2 separate regions of the Homo sapiens genome follow, and region 1 is linked to region 2. The links are chromatin loops, found by intact Hi-C in ENCODE. Cell type or tissue: heart left ventricle. All regions are shown on one strand. Region 1 has its middle 14 kb from the start of BCAR1. Region 2 overlaps CFDP1 (craniofacial development protein 1).

Region 1 (5,000 bases), 75 kb before region 2:
AGGAAGAGTCAGGCCCAGAGCGCTGGGCGAGAGGAAGGCATGGGAATACCCACAGGGTGTCCAGGCAGCACACGAGCACTGCACTGCTCTATGCCTGGAGCAGAGGAAGGGGCACTGAGCAGGTAGCAGGGACGCCCTGGCTCCTTCCCCTCTCTGGGTCCGGGACTGCATGTGAGTCAAATGACAAGGTGACACCAGCTGATCCCCGGCATCTCCCCTCCCCCAACACTCAGGGGGTCGCTACCCGCACAACCAGCCCACCAATCTCTCACCCTGCTTCCCCTCCCATCCCCTTCTGAAGCATCTTATAATTTCTGTGGGCCAAAGTGCCTGCTGCGTCAGCCCATCTAGGAAAAGACTGCCCAAATGGATGGGTGTGCTTAAAACCCAGACGTGTCCCTGAGCAGTCGCCACTCTGGGTTCCAAGGGCAGGGCTTGAGCAGGCAGCTCAGTCTGGAAGCCTCCGCAGGGCCTCCTCAGCACATGAAAGCAATTTTCCGAACACTTCAAGACTGTTCCAAAAATGAATTCTCCTCTTGGCCCCACCACCTCACACACTGCCCAAGGTCCCAGGAGAGAGAGCCACGGTGATCTGCCAGCCAGCCACGTAGGGGGCAGATGGCAAAGACCTCTGCCCACCCCCAGCAGAATTCTCCTGGGCTGTGACTACAAGGGAGAGGGTAGGAGATGACTCAGAGCCCGTGATGGTGTGGCCAGGCTGCAGGTCCCCACGACAGTGCCTATCTGTCCAAGTCCTACCCAGCCCGCTGTTCCTCTCTTGTTACAGATGAGGCACAGTGCCAAAGAAGGCTGCCCAAAGTCCTGTAAGGCAAGGGGTCAGGGTGCCATCCCAGACTCCATGCCCAGAGCTTGGCTCTGACTGTGGACAACCAAACCAAATCAAACGGGGACCTCCCCATAGAGGCCCGCCCAGGCTGGGATGTGGCCAGAGTGACATTCCCTAATCACTACTGCCCTGGGATACCGGCCCTCCAGCAGGCTCAGGTGGTCCGCCTTGTCCCTCTGCCCAGTGCCCACAGGAGCAGGGCTGGCCAGTCCCCTGAGGCCCTGGGCCAGAGAAGTCCAGAACTTTCCAGGAGAGCAGAACAGAAGAGAGGAAGGGCTTGGCAGGCATGTTCTGTCTTCCTTCTTTCTGAAGACGAGACGATTATGCTCTGAACCAGAACGGATGGCGGGGCTCACATCAGCACAGTCTGGAAGCCCTCATTTTTTCATCTGTAAATACATTACCACTTCTGGAGGCGAGCAGGAGCGGGCTCTTTAATTCCACAATAACAATGCTTTGCACTTGGCCAGCTTCCCTCTGGTCATCTGCACTCACTCTGGGATAGTTAATGAAGAGGCCACTTGCCAGAAAGCCCCCACTGCCTGCTTCACGGAAAGGATGGGGTCCTCCGGGTGAGGAGCAGTTCCAGAAACAAGGCCAGAGTGGACAGGGCTCTGGAGGGAAAAGCCCCTAACTAGGCAGGGAAACGATGGCTGGAGGCCACAGCTCGCCAGGTGCAGATGGTGTCCCTTCCTGGCAGGACGCCGGGGTGTCCGCCTCCCACCTCCCACTTCAGTCTGTCCATCTGTCATGTGGGGCCTGCACCTGAGGCCTGGTTACCCGGGGTAGCCAGGATCACTTGCTGTTCTCAGGAGGTGAGACTGAGATGCTCAGAGATGCCAGTGCCCAAGTGTGGAAACATGGCCCGGGGGTCTGCCGAAGCCAGGCTGCCCGGCCAGGAAGAGGGGGTGTCGGACAGAAAACTCCCTACGGCCAGCGGGGAGGAAGCGGCCAGTCAGGGCCCCGGGGGTTCCGCAGCGAGAGGAAAACTTCCCAGGAAAGTGAGCCCATCCGCCGTGGAGGGCAGGCACGGCTCCCATCCAGCCAAGCCGTCCTGGGGGAGGGGTGGCTCCGGCGACTGGCAGAGACCGCGCCCCAACCTGGCCACCCCGGGGGAGTCCCGGGAGCGCCGCAGGGCAGCAATCCGAGGGAGGTCTTGCGGGACAGCACAGGCCTCCCACCCCCTCATCCGGCCCAGCAGTCCCGGAGGGGAGTCGCGGGAGCGGCAGAGACCCCTCCCCGCTAGGCCTAGCCGTCCTGGTGCGGGGTCCTGGCGGGCAACAGACTCCTGCCTGGCCCAGCTGTCCCAGGGGTTTCCCGGGGACCAACAAAGAGTCTTCCCGACCTAGCCATCTTGGGGGGCTCCCCGAGGGGACAGTACGGACCCCAGCCCGATCCAGCTCTCCTGAAAGAGGATGGAAAGGCGGGGGCAGAGAGGCCGGCTTGGGGGAGCCTCCCCCAGCCGGTGCGCTCTCCCCCGGGGCCGAGGAGGCCCCAGTGAGGCGACCCCCAGTCCGGGAGCCAACGCGGCATCAGGCCCGCAGCGGGCGGGGCGAGGTCGCAGCCGGGCGGGGGACAGCCGGCCCGGGGTCCCGGGCGGCGCGGTACTCACAGGCACGGACATCTTGGCCGCCGCCCCCGGGGCCTGGCGGGCAGCGGCGCCAGCGGGCTGGGGGCTCGGGTCCGCCCGCGCCGCTCAGAGGCCCCGCGAGGGGTCCCGGCGCTTTCCGGCTCCTCCGGCTCCTGAGCGTTCCCGGACGCCGGACTGTCCGGCCGCTCCAGCCGCGCCGCGCATGCGCCGCCCGCGCCGCCCCCCCCACCGTCTCCGCGGCCAGGGACGCGTTAAAGGTGAGGACCCCGGACCTAGGCCTTTTTCTGTCGGCCCAACGCGGCGGGGAGGCGCGGTCTCCTCCGCTCCTCGCCGATCCCTCGCGGGCCACCTCCAGTCGCACCAGCTCTGGGTCGCCCAACCAGTCCCCTCCCCCAACACTACACTGCCCTGTGGCCCTGGCCGGGCTCCTAGGCCCTGTGTCCGGGCGCAGACCGGGAGGGCTCGGCCGGCGGAAGGTGATCGCGGGGCAGCATAGCAGGCCTCCCGGAGCCCCTCTGCCCTCCCCCAGCTGAGAGCGAGCCCCGAGACCCCCAGGGAAGAGGAGCTCCCCACCCCGGAAACAGTCTAGCTCATCCTGGGGTCGCCCTGACAGTGACATCTGACCTGGCTTCTAGGGAGGATCCTGTGTCCCTGTAACCCCCACTCCTGGGCCCACCCTCAGCCCACCGTCCTCCCAGAGGCTGGAAGACGAGCCTTCGTGGGCCTGAGACTTCCTTTCCCCAGGCTAAACACCCCCAATTTCAGCTGTTTCGCATCTACCATGGTGCCCACACATGGCACCTGCAGCCACTGGGCACGTGCATGTTCGTCCCCATCGCTCCACTCCTGCCAGGCAGGCCTTGCTGATGCCCCGTTACATTTCATAGGCCCAGGCACTGAGATCCCTCACCCACTCAAAGGAAGGACCAGGGGTCCGACCCCTCTGTTCTGCTTCCTGGGGACGGTGGGTGAGCATCTAGAGCAAGTGGGGCTGGGGTCCAGAGCACTGTCCCGGAGGTCAGCGCTGCCCACCCCAGGGAGGAAAGACGGAGCCAGCTCCATGAGGCTGGTTTGCCGCAGCCCGGGCTCATGGCGGGGACCTGGGGGCAGAAAGCTCCAGCTGCCTAGGGAATCTCTGTGTGGGTGCCCATGTGGGGGGCGGGCCCTTCTGCCTGCCAGGGATGCTGTGCCAGGAGGCCACGGTGGCTGGATGGAGGAAGCAGAGCCAGGCAGCAGGCTGACTTCCCCCAGCTCCCAAAAGCCCCCAGTAGCAGGTCACCGACTGGGTTTTCAGCCTTTTTCCCCAAGGGGCGTGCAGCCTTGATCTTTTCTCCAGGAGTGTCCCGGTGAGGATCCCAAGAGGCCAGCAGCAATGAGGGGGTATGAGGTATGAGAGAAAGAGGGAAATCCAGGCCTCCCACGAGAGACCCAAGTCCCTGTTCTGGCAGTGATGAGGGGTCCTTCCCTGCTCCAGTAGAGTATGGTTGCCCCTTCACCTCTTGAGTGGGGTTCCCAACTGTGCACATCAGCGTCCGCAGCCCAGTGCTCAGCAAGGCATTGTTGGAGGGGCCAAGCAGGGCCACAGCAAGCCGGGGGGGGGGTGGGGGGCCTGGACCGACAGCTGCCACCTCCTCAAAGGGCGCTCTGTGCATGTCTGGCACGTGGCCCTGCCCGTGCCCACCCGCCCGCATCCAGCTGGCACAGGGGCTCCTGAGCTGGGAGCAGCAGCTCTGCCTGGCGCCCGGGCTCCTGGCCACACGCCCTGCTGTCTCTGATGCCCCCACCCACCACCACCCTGGCCCTCTCCTTTGCTCCTCGCCCAGACCCCACCTCCCTCCCTTGCTCCTGCTTGGGGCCCACTGTTCCTGTCTCCTTTCCCATCTCCCCCATATCTAGGTGCCCCAGCCAGAATGGGGCGGGCGGTGGAGAAAGATCCCTTCTACCTGCCTGGGCACAGGGAAAGGAGAGCCCAAGGGAGGGGCGCAGATGGAGCTGGACCCTCCAATCCATCTCATCCTGCCTCTTACCGCCCCAGGGGCTGCTTATTTAGGGCATCAGTAACTCAGCCCTTAGCAGGGAGAGAGGGGACCCTGGCTAGAGCCCTCACTTACTCTGAGGCAGGGATCCTTGGGTGTGGGCCTGGGGGCAGCCAGAGGAGCCTCACCAGGGCAGTGCATGCCCTCTCCTGACACTACCAGGTGTCTGTGAAGGCGGCGGCTGCTCCTCCCTCACCCACTCCTGGCAGGCAAATGATCCCAGGATGACTCACTCCGTCCTATAGGGAACAGCCTCTGGGGCTTCAAGGCTGGCAGTTCCAACCAGAAGCAACAGCTGGGCTGCCAGAGCAGGTGCCAGCGCCCTGAGAGGGTCCTTGAGAGCTAAGCGAGGCCCTCACACCGGGACTATTTTTGTCCCTGGCCTCTGGAGGGAAAGGAATTTGGACCTGGCCATGGAGTAAATCTGTGCAGAGACAAGCTTCACAACCAGCTCTCCTGACATCCAAGCTGGCCTCTGTCCCCAGGGCCTTGCCATGTCTAGAGGGGCTGAGGGCTGGGAAGTGGC
Region 2 (5,000 bases):
AGATGATCCAAACCTGGCCTCAATTTTTTCAACCTTCTCAGAGCCAATCAACTTTGTCTTTCACCCAGCTCAGCCACTTATTCACACGGCATTCTCTCATACCCAATGAAACTGCTGCAACTTTTACTTCAAAGGTTCTGCTCTCTGTTCATTTCCTCTTACCCTTCTTAGCTTGGATACTTTTGTACTTCCACTGAACTCAATGGCAAATCCAGGAGACAGGGAGAATTTGGAAGCAATGATGGGTTACAAAAGAGACATTTACTTCACCTCTCACTCTTGGGGAATGTGAAGCATGGGGGGGAAAAAGAGCCTCTGCCTGAGGTTGCTGCAGGTGGCAGTGTTTCCAGGGGACCACTGGGCCATTTCAGAAAAGGCAAGAAGATAAAGGGATCATTCATCAAGGAAGCAGAGACTGAAAGGAACCAATGGGTTCTAGTGTGTACACAGAAGCAGAGGATAGGGAGGGGTTGGAGAGGGGTCCATTCAGGGAATGTTCAGGGCAGAGTACAGATGAGCATCTTAAAGATGAGCATGATCTGGAGGACTGGATTTCTGGTGACAACTGCAATGGATATCAGAGCACAGTGTGAATGAGAACTTCTGGGTGGCTGTTTCTACCTGCGTCTAGTGATGTCACTGCTGTTGAGAGCGTGCAGCTGCTCACTTTCCAGAGGGTTACTGACCTAATGCATTTTCTGTTTTTTTGCTCATCTATTCTTTTTGATCCCCCCCTTTCATTTTTCTGGACAACATCCCTTGATAATTCTATAAAATAGGGATTATGAATGAGAAACTGAGTTCCTGCACACCTGAAAAATGTCTTCATTTGCCTTTGATATCTAAGGGATAGCTTCTGTGGGTACAGACTCTTAGGTTCTGGACTATGCTATTTCAGAACTCTGAATATGTTACTTTATCATCCTCTTGCGTGTTACCAGAAGACTCTGATGCCAACTTGATCCTTGATATTTTATAGGCTGGCCAGTTTTCTCTCTCTGGACGCTTCCATTATATGTGTACAATTTGAGTCTTCTTAAACTCATAACTTCACAGTGGGCACTCAGTGTTCCCTTTCAATCTACAAATTGTTGCTTACGTTCTGGGAAATTTTCTCCCATTATTTCATTGGTTATTTGCTCCCTCCTCCACTGTCTCTGTCTCCTCCTCCTAGAACTCCTACTAGATGAACACTGGAACTTCTGAAATGAGCCTCCTTATTGTATTCACTTTTCTGTCAGCCTTTCTATCTCTTTGTCTTATTTTATATTCTAGGACAATTCTTTGGCTCATTCGTCCTGCTCACTTTCTTCCTTTAGTTGTATCCATTCTGCTACTCAACCCTTTAATGAGGTTCTAACTAAAGGATCATGTTTTATTTCCAAGGTCTAGGAAATAAAAATCATTCTTTTTTCTTATTTCATGAGTGCAGCATTCTCTTTTTATCTCTTTCAGGGATAAATTCACTTCCCTTAAAGTCTTCTTTAGGTTCTTATTAGGATCCTCCAATGTGAGCTTTTCAGTTTCTTCAGTTTGGTGTTTCTTTTATGATGGTTTGGCGACTGTTATGTGCTTGCTCATGGCTGTCTAGATCCTCGGTGTGTAAATGCTGCATTACTTCACCACTGCCAATCTCCATCGGTTACAGGGGAAGGGCAGGATATGCAGGGCTTCTGGACTCTGACTTCCACCTTTAATTTGATTCCCTCAGCCTTCTGCCCTTTAGGAATTCCTCAGATTTCTAGACTTCTCAGGATGCTTCTTTTCTTCTAGCATTGCCAGGACATATATCTAACATATTAGGGATTTGGGGCATACATGTGATGCATGTTCAGTCTGCCAACTTGAGAGCCATCTTAACAGGAGCCCTTCAGCACTCACCAGGTAGAAGCTGTTCTAGATATGAACCACTAATACCAAGGATCTTATAGTGGAAGACAAAGATTCCTTAAAAATCTTTAAATGGCACATGGAGAAGATGTCTTAAGATGATCAATCCATTTTCTTTGCTTTGCTTACCAAACAAATCTTCCTGTTACTTTTTATGATTTTTCTGGTTTTGTTTATTATTTTCTCATACTAGTTTTTGCATGCCTCAATAGGACAGACTCCTCTAGTTACTGAAATAGTAATTTTAAGTTAATAAGCAAGCATTTGAGTTTTGTAAGACAAATGTAACGCCAGCCTTATGATTGTCATGAATCAATTCATCGCAATCTAATCGACTGATAAAATCACATTTCCAGGACCGCAATGCTCCTACGATGATCCTGTAACAGAGGTATCGACAACAACCCTGGAGCCTCCTTCAAATTATGGGACATCACCAACAATCAATCACTAAGAGAAGAAATAATTTAGAAGAAGAATTCATTTTTGGTTACTCAAATATAACCCAATTTAAAGGAGACTGTTATTTCTCTTCTCTAGTAAGCTACAGACAGGATCTGCTCCCTTTAATAAGATGCTTGGTTAATAACATTTATTTACAGAGTAAAATTTTCTCATTATTTCCCTCCACACTAAAATATTTACATAAACTCAAACCACTTATGTTGCCTATTCCAACCAGTTTCTTGTCAGAGTGAGTAGGAAAATTCTTCATTAAATGTCATTGCCTTTGGGGTAAACAGAACATAAATAAAAAACCAGTTTTATTAAGGTTCTGCAATAAGAGGAACTATTTTTTGGACGAAATTTCTTTCTGCAAGTGAAGTTAAAGTTTTAAGAAACTTAAGAAAGAGAAGCCCATTGATAGACGCTCTACTTCTCTGTCACAGATTCTTTTCTGTCTTCTGTTTTTCATCTGCTGAGTAAGAAAAGAGTTAACTTATAAATGAGAGGAATGTTGTTTCAGCTCTACAGAAAGCTTTTAAGGATGAGGTCAATGCGAGGACCAGCTTCTTCATTAACTCATTAACAAGACAGGTCACTGTGGCCTCAGGGTTCATTTATCAGCAGGAAAACCTCAGCTGGTAATGGCTGGTTGTTTCCTGCACCTCTCAAAATTCCAAGCAGAGAAGTAGACTCCATTGTGAGTCTGTTTCCTGACTTGGAAGTAAAAAAAATATTTTCATGATGACCATTCTTTTCTCAGGCTGGAGTTACATTTGGCCCAAAGACACACTGGGCATGCACAGTGCTTCCACTCCCAGAGCACTTTCTAATGCTTTCTTCCCTCTCCAGTTAATTATTCCTAATGATGCTATGTGCATCTCATTGGGTCTTCCTGACAAGGCACCAGTTTTTAAATGAATTTTTATGTAAATGTTAATGGCTGTAAATTAGGCAAGTTGCAGCAGTAATTGCCCACCCGTCCACCTGCACCACATACCACCAGCTACAATTCTCTTTGACAGCTGCTGTTCTTAACTGGGACCTACTATTCCTAGTCCACAGTGGGATTCAAAGTTATTAATAACCCTATGGCAACCTAACTGGCTTTGCTATAATGTTCAGAAAGGTTTTCTTTTGTTTGTTCCTAGCATCTACCTTGGAGGAAGGAAATTATGAAGAGATTATCTTGAGGCTGTCAAGAGAAGATTGGTAGTTTTTCTCCAAAATAAGAGATTGGCTAGATTAGCAGAGAGTTTAAAGCAAAACTTCAAGGGAACCCTCTCAGTGAGGGGATTATAAATGCAACTCCTATGTCTGGCATTGCTCTGGCAATTTGGGAAGGCTTCTTTGACAGCAGAAGGTTTCAGCAGAGTGTAGAAAGGAAAAAAAAAAAAGGCCTGACCCTGCAATGCTGACACACTTTCCACAGCTCCAGCCATAGCATTTCTGGGGGAGGCCAAGCTGTCCTGTTCTCTTTCTTCTTCTTGCTTTAGTATTTTCCACCGTTTCTAGGACTCCCTTTCTGTGCTCAGTTTATTGCTGTACTCAAGCAGCCAGGTAACGAGGCAGTGTGGTTCCATGGAAAAGTAACTCTAGCTGGAGCAATCAAAAGACCTAGGTCTTTCGACTCTGTTCTGGTCCTTTGCCTCTCTTAACTTCCCTTTCCTGCAAAAGAAGCAGGTCCCTGTGGTCTCTTTCTCTTCTAAAACTCCAGTGGCATTTTATTAATTCCTAATATTTGTATAGTTCACACATTCCAAGTTAAATAGCTTTTTTAAGGATGTACCTCATCCCTGAATATCACAGGCCACACCAACAGATGTTTCCAAAGGCCAGCACATTGCCAAAAATTCACTGTCAGGATTGATTTGTGGCTTCTGCTATGCCAATGATTTTATAACCCTCTGTTAACATCGAAGTTTACTTTTTACTTTAAGATGTAGAGAACACTGGTGCTTTTGAATTACCATTGCTGGAAAAGTCTGGGATGTATTGTTTTAAAAAATTGCTACTTGCTACAGTCACAAATCCTTGTTGGCACTCCTGTCTGCACTAGTATCCTTCCTCATTTGCCAGGAAGAAAAAGTCAGTATAACAGGAACTTATGTATCCAAAACTCTGCCATGTCTCAGCTTCAGAATAGCTTTGGCAAAGTAGATTGTTTTCTTTACCAGCTGACTCATTAACAGAAAGGCTGTAAAAGTTTGTTTACTTGGAACAAAAGGGGCAGGTAGTAAGGAGGTCACTGCTGGCTCATCACTTCCCACCCCTAATGGTAGCCAAAGCCAAATGCAGAGTTAGAGTTCTGCCTGGCCCTGTACATCTGCACACGTGGGCTCTATCTGCATACTACAGCGGAAAAAAAACATCCTTTCTCTAGGCTCTTACTTGGGGGAAGAAGAACAAATATTTTGAGGTTAGGTGGCTAGGTTAAGAATCAGCAATCTTCCTCTTGCCTTTGGAAGAAACCACAGGGCAGTGATTCTCAACCTTGGGTCATTCTGCCCTCAGGAAACATTTGGTACAGTCTGGAGAAATTTTTGGTTGCCACAATCTGGGGAAGATATTACAGACATCTAGTGGGTAAAGGCTAGGGATGCTGCTAAACATGCTGTAATGCACAGGACAAAGAACTATCCAGCCCAAATGTCAGTGGTGCTAAG

What was found. Hi-C counts contacts between places; a loop is a spot of excess contacts. Peaks named below come from ENCODE experiments on the same cell type or tissue, not always from the same donor. Only the 100,000 strongest peaks of a DNase experiment are listed, where the experiment ranks them.
Region 1: a loop joins it to region 2, with 6 times the contacts of the local background. A loop is called at or near these places in 2 of 110 quality-filtered maps.

Annotation. Positions count from the first base shown.
Region 1 is chr16:75,263,366-75,268,365 of GRCh38, forward strand. It overlaps a transcript of BCAR1 not described here. Among named protein-coding and RNA genes, the nearest start is that of BCAR1, 14 kb to the left of the region's middle. RefSeq lists enhancers at 30-827, 828-1,625 and silencers at 1,972-2,061, 2,072-2,161, 2,412-2,481, 2,552-2,671, 2,852-2,911. In heart left ventricle, no CTCF peak of the experiment used is centred here; DNase peaks (open chromatin) are centred at 706, 1,866, 2,726, 4,776 and 5 weaker places; H3K4me3 peaks cover 3,468 bases; H3K27ac peaks cover 3,691 bases.
Region 2 is chr16:75,337,942-75,342,941 of GRCh38, forward strand. The region is part of intron 5 of CFDP1 (craniofacial development protein 1); the gene reads right to left. Among named protein-coding and RNA genes, the nearest start is that of BCAR1, 89 kb to the left of the region's middle. In heart left ventricle, no CTCF peak of the experiment used is centred here; no DNase peak of the experiment used is centred here; H3K27ac peaks cover 622 bases.